Linked DNA regions of Mus musculus: region 1 is linked to region 2. The links are chromatin loops, found by intact Hi-C in ENCODE. Cell type or tissue: left cerebral cortex. All regions are shown on one strand. Links, peaks and the distances in the headings refer to the core of each region. The heading gives the core; the rest is flanking DNA. Region 1 holds the start of Gm51876 (a long non-coding RNA gene). Region 2 holds the start of Hoxb2 (homeobox B2).

Evidence for each region. A loop is a pair of places that touch in the nucleus more often than their neighbours do. Peaks named below come from ENCODE experiments on the same cell type or tissue, not always from the same donor. Only the 100,000 strongest peaks of a DNase experiment are listed, where the experiment ranks them.
Region 1: it touches region 2 in a loop (2.6-fold over the local background); 2 of 42 quality-filtered maps call a loop at or near these places.

What each region holds. Positions count from the first base shown.
Region 1 is chr11:96,264,857-96,271,376 of GRCm38, reverse strand. It overlaps Gm51876 (a long non-coding RNA gene), which reads left to right and starts at 2,326. Exons shown (of 3, transcript XR_003949606.1): 1 at 2,326-3,153; 2 at 6,057-6,226; 3 at 6,321-6,520. Hoxb9 (homeobox B9) reads right to left here and starts at 47. Exons shown (of 2, transcript NM_008270.2): 1 at 1-47. It overlaps Mir196a-1 (microRNA 196a-1), which reads right to left and starts at 6,213; the gene lies at 6,112-6,213. In left cerebral cortex, for the core only: no CTCF peak of the experiment used is centred there; no DNase peak of the experiment used is centred there.
Region 2 is chr11:96,349,618-96,356,137 of GRCm38, reverse strand. Hoxb2 (homeobox B2) reads right to left here and starts at 4,506. Exons shown (of 2, transcript NM_134032.2): 1 at 3,943-4,506; 2 at 2,122-3,188. The coding sequence starts at 4,327. The coding sequence ends at 2,509. It overlaps Hoxb3os (homeobox B3 and homeobox B2, opposite strand), which reads left to right and starts at 2,744. Exons shown (of 4, transcript NR_155303.1): 1 at 2,744-3,078. In left cerebral cortex, for the core only: no CTCF peak of the experiment used is centred there; DNase peaks (open chromatin) are centred at 2,010, 2,616, 2,845 and 3,073.

The DNA of each region.
Region 1 (6,520 bases), core at 2,659-5,158, 85 kb after region 2:
CAAAGTACAGTGGAGCAGCCCGGCTCGGAGCTCCTTGCAAAATGATTGGTCAAAGTTTTGCGGACTGCCTGATAAAGCGTCAGCTCCGACATAAATCAATCGGGCGAGGGGGCTGCGCTCGCGCTGTCATCCGTCCTCACCGCATTCCATATCCAGGATGGATTGTTTTATGCTGATGCAATGTGCTATCACGTCAGGGCTCCGGCGGCCACGTAACCTCAGCCTGAGCTGCCGGGCCGCCCGGGCCCCTCCCGCTTTTACAGGAAGGGGGGTTCTCAACATGGGGCGATGGGGGCGGAGGAGAGGCGGAGGCAAGCAGCGGGCTGCCTCAGGAGGGACGCAGGCTGAGGAGCCCTCTCCCCAGGCAGATTGGGGGGGGGGGGAGGACCAGCATACAGGGAGGGAGAGCGCCCCAGCCTCAGAGCTGCGGGAGAGGCCCGACAGGGTAATTAAAGAGGAGGTAGTCTTGTCGCCCCCCCCCAACACCTCCACCTCCACCCCGCGGGCCCTCATTTCCTGTCCTCTGTCCCCTTGACAGAGATGTTTATTAAACAACAGCAGTACAGCGACCCACAGGAGATGAAGTAAAAGGATGAGAAAGAAGTTGGGGCTTTTATAGGACAGTTATCCTCTTTGGAGGGGGTTCAGGGCACAATTTGGGGAGATTTACGTGACTAGGCTCTTCCCTTGATCCTTTAGCAGCTGAGAGAGGCGAAAGGGGACTAGTGTCCAAAGAATCATTATCTGTCTTGAAATTATAGCCTGCCTAAGGCCAAAGAGACACACCAGGCCCTGGAACTAGAGTTTCGGGAGACTAACCAGTCTTGTTTAACTCCTTAAAATTTTTCTTGGGCCTTTGTGAAAGGCTGGGTCCATGGTCATTTCTTGTCCTTCATCCAGGAATCTCTGAGACCCTTAAAAATGTCCAGATGAGAGGGCTAATGTGGGAAATGATTAAAGGAGAAGGGGAAGAAGACTCCCCAAACGGCACAGTAAGGAACACCGGGTTACCTTCCTTTCCATCCAAAAAGGGAAAGAGGCCAGCTAAATTCTCAGCACTCTAGCGCTTTTCACCCGGAATTGCCGCTCTGGAAAAGGTCCAAATACTGACATAGGACGGTAGCAAGTACAGAGGAGTCCCCGGCATCAGTCCGTTTCCCCCACCCGCCGCCTTCTCGCCTACAATCCTCTCGTGGAGATTACAAATAGTGCATTTTATTAGCAGCTAATCTGCGGCCCTGCGCAGGGACTCCCCCGAGGCCACGGGCTGGTTTCCTGGCGGCTCTCCCAGCTCTTGCCTCTACAGCTTCTGCCTGGGTGCAGGCGCCTCCCCCGGTGTGGTGCTCTGGGAGGCCGGGCCCCTAGACAGGCTTGGTTTCCTCGGGTTAGGTTTAAAGACAGATTTCTTGGCTATTCTCTGAGTCTGGACCGTTATTAGGCAGACTGCTCCGGGGGCCATGACTCCCTCCTTAGCCTCCCCTTCTTTTAGAAAAAGTGGAACCGTTCTAACTTGGGGGTCAATATGTTTTTAGCCAGTACCCCTACTGCCCAGTGGAAGGCTGCGGATCACCTCCGAGAGCACACACACAGTCCCGCCCGCTTGTCTTTCTAAATGAAGCCATCTCGTGTCATTACGTGTGAAATACGAGGGCGAAGCGCCATATTTCTTCACATTATGGCGATTTCAAAATGATTTTTTAAAGATCAATGCGGGCGCCCAGCCGGCCCCTTCAATTCCACCCACGCTCTTGGAGAGCGACAGCCCAGCAGATCCGGAACCAAACAGCGTGAAGATCTATTTTTTTCCCTGTAGTATCCAAATGGGGAAACAAAAATCCGATGCAAATTCTTCTAAGTAGCGGTTGGACGCTTGGAAAAGTCAAGAGAGCTTCCCGGATCTGCCAGCAAGAAGCTGGGCCTGGAGCGAATGAATCATAGTTAGGGCAGAGCACCTGTTCCTGCTTTGCTAGTCCTATGAAATCTGCCATCAGTTTTACCTGTAATAAATATAGTCTTCAGGCCAAAAAAAAAAAAATCCCCTCCCCAGCCATAAATAACAGCGTTATGAAGCATGTCGAGGTGGGTATATGATTTTCTGTAGTATATAAATTAGGGCCCAAAAGGACATGTGAACTCTGGGCCGGGGCTCTTTTATTTATGGAAACGTGATGGAGCAAGGCTGTTTTTAAGACCCAAGCTGTATAGGCGCTGGGCTCTGCCCGCTGCCCTCCTGGTTCCCATTCCTCTCCCGGGCTTTGCTGCAGATTCTTCACTGGTTTAGTTTAGAGAAAGGATCAGAGGAAGAACCTTTGGGCTCCTGGCTTGTGCCCTGTAAGAGGGAGATAATCCGTTTAAATTCATATTTGTGGGTTATAGCTGCCCAGGGAGCCGTTCTTAATCCCTCCTGGAATCACTGATGGGTGAAGAGGAGACCCAGGCCTCTTTTCTAAGTAAGAAGTAGTTTTTCTAAGTAAGAAGATGCTGGGGATTGCGGGGGGGGGGGGCACACAAAGTGGAAGAGACAGATTTGGGAAGCTTGTCTTCTCTGGAGAGGTGATTACAGAAGAGAATGAACTTTCCCCCTCATCCCTGGGGTGTATACCCCATCTCACCCCCTCCAGGGGAAGACAGCAGCAGCAGCAGCAGCAGCAGCAGCAAGGAGTCTCACCCTTGCTGCAAGCTTTCCAGAAGGGATTGCTGCCTCAAACTTGAGCTCAGCTTCAACAGAGGCAAAGGACAAAATGGTCACCAGGGTGGGTGGCCCCTTGCTGAAATGCTTGGTGATCCCTGGAACCCCTCAAATCTTTTTCCCTTCCTAGGCAATGGTACCCACCATGCCAGAACACACAGAATTGTGGCCCCTAGGACCTACAGATACTTAACAAAAGTCACATTACAGTGGGGTCACTCTGTCCAGAGAGCAAAGCTCTCTGCAAGCCACCTCCAGTCCTAGAGAGAAAGGAAACCCCACATCCCCTAAAGCCCCTTGTCATGTCTTACACTGGAGCTTTGGCTGAACACAGCTGGGGCTAGTGGCATGTAGCATGAAAACAAACAAACAAACAAACAAAAACAGGAAGGCAAAACCTCTGGACCACACTGGGGCCCAGGGCAGCCAAGAAGAGAGGCTGCTGCTGACCACAACCAGCCGGGGTAAGTGCCTGCATTTTGGGAGAGTCTTTGGTGGGAGGTGGGGTGAGGGTGTCTCTGTCAGTAAGAAGAGAAAATCTAGAGATTGAAATGGGAGTACAAGGGGGGGGGAAGAAAACTGTGAGAAAAGAGAAAATAGTTTGTTTTTAGGTGATAAGCTACAGCTGATATTGATGCCTTCTGGGTTTAAGCAGATGTATTTGACTTGCGTGTCTGTTTCAAACTAATATTTCTGTAAGGGAGTCTAGAGGTCAAATATGCTCTATTATATACCTTTATAGGATATACAATTATCTTTCCAACTGTAATACTAAATGTGTCGGGGCATAGGCATTTAAGATCTAATTGTTCATATGTGGTTATGTGAATAATGAATGCTAACAGTGATTATGTCTTGTTTTTTTAAATATAACCCCAAAGCTGGTGTGCATATATTTTTTAAAAAAACAATACACCTATAGGGAAGACAAAAACCTGGATATTAATGTCTAAATTTTGGCTATACAAAAGCTGATGTGAATCTTGCCTCCTAACTTAGTATCCAAGCAAAATTCATACTACATCTTCAAACAAATGTGTGTGACTTAAAGCTGGATTCAATTACAGTGTCCTGCTGGAACATTTTAATGGAAGATGAAACAAATACCTCCAACTGACCCAGAAAAGGTCATGAAATTTGGTGACTTTTGTTATCCAGCCATGAAATCTTTTTACTTTTTACTTCGTATCTTCCCCCAGCCGGCAGAGACAGCATGCACTATGTGACACTTATTTCATGGTATTGAAGGGGATAAGGGTGGAGATATTATTATTTGTATCTTGTACAAGTGTGAAGGGAAAGGAGCCAACTGAGTGTGTCAGTCCTCAGGTGACTGTGAAGGTTATAGCACTGTGAAGGACAAAACACTGCTGCATACAACAACCTTGTTAAAGTCCCCAGGCACTGGAGACATTTCTTCTGAGCCCCAGGTTAGACTCCAGACCTACTCTGGGATACAGTGAGGTTTGAAGATACATGTTCCATTAGACATTGGAGGCGAAAAATAAGATCCCAGAACCCACGCCCTTTGTCCAAAATAATTTCCAAACAGGTATCAAGTTCTGTACACAGGGACTCAAACCTGGGAGCTTCCACAACCCCAAGGAAGGGTCTTAATTGAAAAATAACGAAATCTTCTGTCATCCGGCATAGGATGTCAGAGGTCAGTGGCCCCATTGGACCTGAGGAATCTTCTTACCAACTCTCAGCCATCACAGATATCCAAGACAGTGGGAGGTGACTGAGTCCTTTGGGAGGAGGCATCAAGGAGACCAAACGGAGTGGGCAGTGGGCGGCAGGCAGAGCGGAAAGGGTTCTGAGCAGGTAGAAAGCTATTACATAATTGCTTCCATAAAACCTTTGGCTGTTGTAAAACTCTCTGCTTTCCAAAGACTTTATTTCCTCCTTTCTCTCTTAAATCCCCCCTTTTTCTTTTTTTTTTTCTTTTTTCTTTCTTTCTTTTTTATTTTTTTACAGCACTTTTCCTGGGAGGAGGTGGCCAGGGTGGGTGGGGAACCAAGGGAGGGAAGGTGGCCAGGCTTCTGTTGCCTGTTTGGGTTTCTAAGTAGTCCTCAAAGAAGCAAGGTAAGGCAGCAGGAACATCCCAGACCCCCTTAGCCCACAGAGGAAGATACGCAGATGTCATAGGACATTGTCTAAGGTCCTTTTTTTTTCTTTTTTCTTTTTTTTTTAATCAGAGCAGTGAGTTGTAGAAAGACTGCTCTGCACTGGGAGTGGGTCTCTCTGTGCTTTCTGCCATTGCAGAGGCCTCTTGTTCAATGCCCCCTCCCAACCCACCGATCCCCACTCCCCCAACCCCCCCCACCCCGAATCTAAATCAGCCTGGCGCCGAGTCCCATCCGGTCAGGGCCTCTTTCATGGGCCCCTTGCACATTTCCTCTGCCTCAAGCAGGGAACGGGTTTAGGAACAAAAGTTAGCCTATTCGTTGGCAAGTCCTTCTTCCCACCAGCACTCCAAAGAACTTCTTTCCTGGGCACAGAGCCAGCAGCAGCCTTGAAGGGCTAGGGTCAGAGAGGACAAACTGCCTTACCCTGTCCGGACTCTAATCCCGCCATTACAGCAGGCTGTACATACTGAGTAACCTAGCAGTTTAGATTCCCCTGCTGGTTAGGCCCTTCTCCCAGAGGCTGGAGGTCCTCAGGCTTTGTGTGAACCCACAGGCCAGCTCAGCTAGTGGGTAAAGAGCCAACTAGAATTTAGGAAAGGAAGGACTCCTCATACCCCCCCCCCTCTCTCTCACACACACACACACACACACACACACACAGGAAGCCCTGTCCCACTAGGGGGCCCTAGAAGGAACCCTGACAACCTGAAGGCTGAGACTGCAAAGGGTCTTGATTTTTCTCTTTGGGATTGGGACCTACTGGCTCCTTAGAGGAGCTTCAAACTTTGGCTGAGGTATAGCTCCCCCACCCCCCATCCAAAGATTACAAAGACTCAGAGGACAACCCCCCACCCCCCCACCCCACCCCCGTAGCCCTGTTGGAAACCAATTCTGTGCAGAGACCTTTCAGGGAAGATCTGGCTGCAGACAGGAGCCTACAACCCAAAGGCTTGAAGCCCTGACTGTTATCCTTGACTTTGCAGCAAAAGAGCTTAACCCCTACATTGCCTTTGAGAGATAACAATATTCACATTTTATCCCTCTCCTCTCCCTCTCCCTCTCCCTCTCCCTCTCCCTCTCCCTCTCCCTCTCCCTCTCCCTCTCCCTCTCTCTGTCTACCTACCCATCTATCTCTAAAAGGTGAAGAGACATCCTCAGAATTCCCCAGGTTTCTTCTTGAGGGAACATCTTTGCTATTCTCAGTTGAGGACCCTCAAGCCTGTTTTATTATTTTGCAGGGGGAACTGACACGCCAGTCCTGAGGAACCCTACCGAACTCCCCCAGCTAAGCAAGAAGCAGTAACTGCCATGAATCAGGTGGTTTGATGTCGTTGTGTTCAGAAAGCCAGGCCCAACAACATGAAACTACCTACTTCACTCAACAGTCCCGGCTCAAGCTGCCTGGCGGGTGAGGGCTCACTGGGGCACCCCCCCGTGAGCTAAAATGGCCACGCAATTTACTTCCTCTGCTTAACTTGTTTTCTTCCACTTTTTCCTAACAGAGGTCCGCTGCTAGTTAACCAGGAATTTGAAGTACTGGACCCAGAAATCCAGAACTGACTTCAAGAATCCTGACCAAGGCCCAGGTCTAAGCCCGGCCAGGGCCTTTGTGAGATACCTACTTGGCCTCTCAGCACAGACCGGAGTTGGAGGGCTCCCCAGATGAAAAGGATTCCTAACTTCAAACTGCTAGGGAGATTCG
Region 2 (6,520 bases), core at 1,997-4,496:
TGGAGTGGGGCCTAATATTCTGCATTTCTAACTAGCTCAGGTAATGCTGGTACTGCTGAGCCATGGAGCAACCCAGCATCTACAGAAATGACAGAAGGGATCCCTGGGTATTACAGACCAGCATCCCTGGATGGAGCTCCTCTGCAGCTCCTGCCTTTTGGCATTGATAAAGGATGTTTAAAAAAAAAAAAAAAAAAAAAGCTGGAAGGTGGGTAATTAGTGAGATCTTTCTGGTATTCTTGATCTTTGCAGCAACCTGGTATAGCTGCAAGAACATTTTTAATTAGACTAAATTATCTAGTTTGGCTATCCATAGAAAATCAAAGCCCCAGCTGATAAGTCTCTTTCATTTTGCTAGCATAGAGATGGCCTATGTGCTGTGATTTTTAAGATGTTAAACACTGCCTGTGGACATATTTTATGGAGAAATAAACACACAGTCCAATGAGATGTATAGTGTGGTTTTAATATATTATATATTCACTTATTTATGAGGAAAATAAACACACAAGCCAATAAGCTGTGTATTATTACTTTAATATATTAAATTTATTTCATACCTATATATTTTATGAGAGAAAATAAACTAATAAGATACACGATATTATTATAATAACACATCTAATTGTTCTATATTAATTTATTTATGAGAGAAATAAGTGCAATTTAACATGACATAAGATTATTTAATTCATGAGGTGAATTCTATATTAAGACAGTTTAAGGGATTAAATGCCAGCTGAGTAAAACGTGTATACTTCCCACACTGAGGGACCCGTGGAAAAAAGAAATGCAGTGGGTTTGCCTAGAGTTCCAAGTCACCACCTACGTTGGCTTCTGCTGGTTTGTGGGGAAAGTCTGGGAGGCCTAGGAAATAAACTGCCTTAAAAAAAAAAAAGGCAACATCTACCGGGGAGGTAGGTATCTGTTTCTGAGCCTGAGAAATATTAAATAAACCTGAGGAGGATGGATGGCTTTCCAGGGTCCCTTAAATCTCCTGGTTCTGGAGAACAAACTAAGAGGCAGATGGGGAAGAGGATCCCTGCCTCCCCTTTCCTGAGTTTGCAGAGCTGGGAGGGGGACTATGGGGGGCAAGAGGACAGGAGAAGTGTTGGGATGGAAAATGAAGCTGTTGGTTAAGACAGGTGGGCTTGCATTTGGAAAACGACCTAGCACGGTTTCAAAGCCCAGAGCAAAAAGCCACACTGGGTAAAGTGGTCCCAGGACCCAACGCTCGCTCCCCCTCCCCAGCACAGGGTCTCTACTCGCGCTCTCTCTCTCTTTCTCTCTCTCTCAAATAAAATAAAAACCCACAATTGGCGGGAAGCTCCCAGACTGTCTTTCTATCTTTTCTTCATTGTGAAAGATCTGGCCTCAAGAAAGTGGGAGTGGGTGCGAGCCGGGAGTGGGACCCGAGCATCCCGCAGCCGCTGTCATGGCGGCCGCAGTTGCTTCTCCTGCGCTCCAAGTCGCCCGGCCCAGCGCCATTTTGAGCATCGTTCCTATTTCCCGCGCTCTCTGCCGCTCGCCGTGCTACTTCTGTGAGCCAAAAGCCTCTTGCCACGCCCGGGCCTCCCTTCTTCCCTACAAAATTCCTAAGCCCCATTCTAGTCCTCAAGGACCTGGAGCCCCAAGGCAGCATCGGGCGCACAGCGCAGGCCTCGGCCTAAGCTTGCAGACTCAAAGCCCGCAGGCTAGCAAACCCAAGGATTTCTCCTTCAACTCTTTTAACCCTCTGCGCAGCCTCCAAGGCTCAAAGCTGGCCTCTGAGACATTTTCTTGTACCCGCTTCTGCACCCCCCCCCCCAGAACGCTGTTTTTCCACCCACCCCACATTTATTTCCAAGCAGGGACCCAGGGAACATCTTAGCAGGACTGGAAACGGTCTGTTTGCAGATGAACCAAGCTTCCATAAACTCTTCCTGGTGTCTTGGACAAAGAAATAGTCACCAAGCAGGGCCCCTTTTGTACCACCCGGACTTTGTCAGCCTGGGAGATGGGACCATGCCTTCCCTTGGGTCGCTTGAGCCAGAGCTAAACCAACTTCAAGCGGAGAGTGGGAAAGCAAAGACTGGCCGTAGGGACTTGGCAAAAAGAGCTAGATCCCAACACAAACACTCGTTTTCATATTATAAAGACATTTATTTACGCTATGAAAATAATGTACAATAAATACTTTCCCCCTTTCCTATTATTAAACAATTTTAATAAATAATCTACAATCTAAAACTTAAAAAAGAGGAAAATAGGTCCCTCTAGTTCTTTGTAAGAAAACCCTCTCCCACTAGAGTTTAATTATTCCTGAGATTTCGTTGGAAGGAGTTTTACCAAGTGGAATTTTTTGTGTGTGGTTTTAAAAAGCGAAAAGGAGTGAATGAAACGCTAATTCGTTACTATCTGGATTTTAACAAAACGGCATAAATGTATCCACGAGTGGAGAAGGCCCGATTCCCCCCGCCCCCAACAGCCAAGGAGGACCAGACGGAAAGGACCAAAGATGGAAAACAGTTAGGGAAACTGCAAGTCGATGGCACAGAGCGTGCTGGTGAAGAAGTCCAGCTCTTCCTCGGAAAAGGGCACGGGGCTATCGAGAGAACCCTGCAGGCTGGGTGAAAGGCCTCCGGACATCTGGAGACAGGAGTCTGCAGCGAAGAAATTGAGGTCCGGTAGAAAAGGCGAATCCTGCCGCTCGGGGCAGGCGTCTTCGGGTAGGGGCTCGCTCTGCCGGCCTCCGGCTCTGAGCATTGTGCAGCCGGGGCTCGATGCGCCCACACTCTCCAGGGTGGTGGCAGGCAGCGCTGACGGCGGTGCGCCCCGGGGTCCCTGCGCGGCCTCGGCGGGGTGGAAGCAGGCTTCCCGCAGCCGGTGAGTCGCGACGTCGCCCGGGCTGACCGTGGGTTCCTCGGCTGGCTCTCCCGCGTCGTCCTGGGCGCTCGGCCCGCCTGGTTCTCCCTCGGGCGGCTCTCGATGCTGCGTCTGCCGCTTGTGTTTCATGCGTCGGTTCTGGAACCAGACTTTGACCTGCCTTTCGGTGAGGTCCAGCAAGGCAGCGATCTCGACGCGACGCGGCCGGCACAGGTACTTATTGAAGTGGAACTCCTTCTCCAGCTCCAGCAGTTGCGTGTTGGTGTAGGCCGTGCGCAGTCTGCGGGAGCCGCTGCCGCCGCATTCTGGCAATCCGGGGCCATCTGCGAGGGAAGCACCCCTATGTTATCAGAGAGGTCTCAACGCAGCCTCCGTTTAGCTGAGATCGGGAGCACCCCTTTGGCTTAAAAGACTCTCAGCAGTCCTACTCGGGCTCCCACCCCACCCCCACAGCGCTTCTTTCTGTGTCTTTGGGGTTTTTTTTAGTGCTCTTCCACGTAGGCAGACCCGGCCCGGGTCAAGTCGGTGCCTTCAGAGCCGCCCACGGGCCACGTAGGGGGCGGGGAGCAATTTCTCTTAGCTCCCAGGACCTCAGAGTCTCCCTCCCCCAAGTCCTCCCAATGGACCCCTCAATTCAGAACTTTCCAACTCAACCTGGGGAGAGAGGGATCATAGATTGTTCTTCACCCCTTTCCTTCCTAGCTTTTGAATTCCCTCTTCTTCCCTAGCTTTAGGAGAGCTAGAGGCATCGCATCTTTTCCAGGCTCCAGATTCAATCCCAGACACGCTTCATTCCTCTACACAGAAACCGGGGAAACCCTTCAATCGAATCATTTTTTTCTAAGCACATTTAAAAAAAAAAAAAAAAAAAAAGCATCCTCCCCACCCTCAATCAGCTTCCAAAATTTTCTGGGGGTGGGGAAGCTAACAGTGGCTAGGCCTGAACCCCAGCGGGATACTCTGCTTCCCTCGCCCCAGATCCGTCGACCTAGGGAACCCCACCAGGAGCCCCATCACCTCACATTCTCCCCTTCTCTTCCAACTGCCCCTCACCCCGCCCCTAATACGTTTACCCACCTGATGGTGATCCGACCTCGGAGGCCCGGACCGAGGAGGCGGCTGGAGAAGGGGATGCGGCGGATTGGCTGGGTTTCTTGGTGGATTTCTTCTCTTTCATCCAGGGGAACTCGGGGGCTGGGGGGGCAACGGGGAGTGGCGGCGGTGACCGCAGAGCAGGCCCATCTCCGGCTTGCTTTTGGCTCCCTGGTCTCTGAAGGGTGGAGGCGCCGAGCTGGAGGCTGGGGAAGGTTTGCTCCAGAGGAGGAGGAGGAGGAATTAATGTCGACTCCTTGATTGATGAAGTTTGAAATGTCTCCAAGACAGCGGGGAAGGAAGTCAGACACTCGGCGAGCGATGGCTGGCTGTTTATAAACCCAATCTCCCTCTCAAATTCAAAATTCATGGCTTTCAATGGTGGGGGAGGGGGCCTGCTGGGGGGGGCGTCAGGAGGGAGAATCAGAGGGACCCCCCTCTCCCGCCCCCCCCAGGTTTATGCAATGGAGCAATTTCGCGGGGGGGGGGAGATTTCGCTCTCTCTCTTTTTTTTTTAAATTTAGGCCTTTATAATTGTATATTGCTGATAAATACAAGCGTATGGGGACTCTCTCTATTAAACCCAGGACTCCGCCGAAATTGCAGGGAATTCATGGTCACGGGACCGGTCTCCGCCAATCGCTAGTCTAGGCCTAGTGGAAAACACAGGCATTATTTGCTTTAATTGATTCAAAAACTCCAGAGGACCACGACCTGGATACCATGAGGCTTCCTCCTCTACCCCTGTTCCTTCATCAGTACCCTACACTCTCCCTAATGGCTCTCTTTTCCCAGAAAAGCCAAAAGAACCTCTTCCTTCCCTTCAGAGACTGTGTGGTGGTGGCAAACAACCACATTTAAGGGAGAAATGGAGTGAGTTAATATGCTTTCTTTATGTGGCCCTCAGTAGCCTCTTACCCTACCACCACCTCAGCCCCCAAAAGAAAAGAAAAAAAAATCTCATTTAGGGGGAAGTGGGAGTAGAAAGAGGCTTCCATACCTTGGGGGAAATCAGAAAGGAGATGGATAAAGGACAGCACTAAACACCAGCAGCAGCGGCAGCCCACCCACCCTCAGAAAGCAGTAGTTCACACTTAAGAAATGCACAGAGCTGGCACGCAGCAGGGACATAGATTCCAGGAGCACTTTGGGACATGGGCCTACCTCCCTTGCTATGTGCCCTGGATTCTAGTCTCTGCTCAGAATTTACAAGCAGTTTCTTATGTCCACTTGCCTTCCTGTTGGGGTCATCTGTACTCACACTGTGACACCCCAACCCTGGCAATAGGAGGGTCTAAGAAGGTCTAAGGTGACAGATGTATTCACAGGCCCCCAGGTGTATCTGTGTCTCTATCCAGGGCACCAAAGTAGCCATCCACTTAACTTTCAAAGCTAAAGTCAGTGCACAGTCGCCCTCTGGACAAAGGGATTTCCCCCTCTGTATTTGCCTTTGGGCTACTTTTAAAATCCCTGGTAAGAAAACATTTCCTAAAGATGGTGGGGGAGAGGGGGCTGGGGATAATGACCACCACTGAGATTATATTCTGCTTTGGGCCTCCAGAGAGAAAAAAAAATGTAATGTATTCTATGGTGAGGCACCTATGATGGGCTCAATTTTAGAATATTGTGATTTACTAGAGGAAGGAGGCAAAAAACAACAAAAAAAAAAAAAAAAAAAAAAAAAACCAAAAACAAAAAAACCTCAGAGCCACAAGCAAATTGGTGGGAAACTAGGCCTCAAAGCTGAAAATGAAAAGTCGGCTGGGGGAAGATTTTTAAATAAGTGGGTCAGAGGGACCAAGAGGAGATGAGGCGATCAATCTTAGCCCCCTGACAGCTCCCTCCGATTGCATCAAAGAATTTGGCTCTTTGGGAAAGCAGAGGGAACAACCTAAATTGCATATCCCTTAAAAAGGCCTGAGGGAGGGGGGAGCCAAAGAGAAAGGTGATTCTGGGAGATCTAGGAAACAGATGGGAAATGGGGACAGAGGGAAGGCGCTAACTTGGGTGGAAAGTTTGCCCCGGAGAACTCCCACGGCTCTGGCCTCCCCTCCCCCTCCTCGCTCTCTGTCGCCTAGCCTAGAGGAGAAGGCTGCTTAGCAGAGAAATGGCAACTCAGCGGAGAGCTGGAACTAGAAACTTTCTGTCAGTGTAACGTCCGCGTGGGTGGTGGTGAGTATTTAAAGAAAGAAAGAAAAGAAAAAGGCAGAGAAGTTTGCCGGGAAGCGGGAGGGGGGGGGAAGGAGGGAAACCTGGAGGTGGTGGTTGCAAGGACAGAAAGAGGCAGGCTCTTGGGAAACTGCTCTTAACTAGGCCAGCGGCCAGAGAGGGTGTTGTGTACCTTAGCTAAAACAAAACAATGTATGCATATATTTTCCTGGATGGTGGTTAGCAGAGGAGAATCCAAATAGTAACTGTCTGGAAGGGAGTCCTGTACAGTAAGGCCTGGGAGAGGGCCTTCTCCCCGGCAGCATGGGCACTTCCACAAGTTTTGTAACAGGCACTCCAGCTGGCTGCAGCATCCAAGGATCTCCTAAGACAACCAGAGCCCAGACTGTCCTGT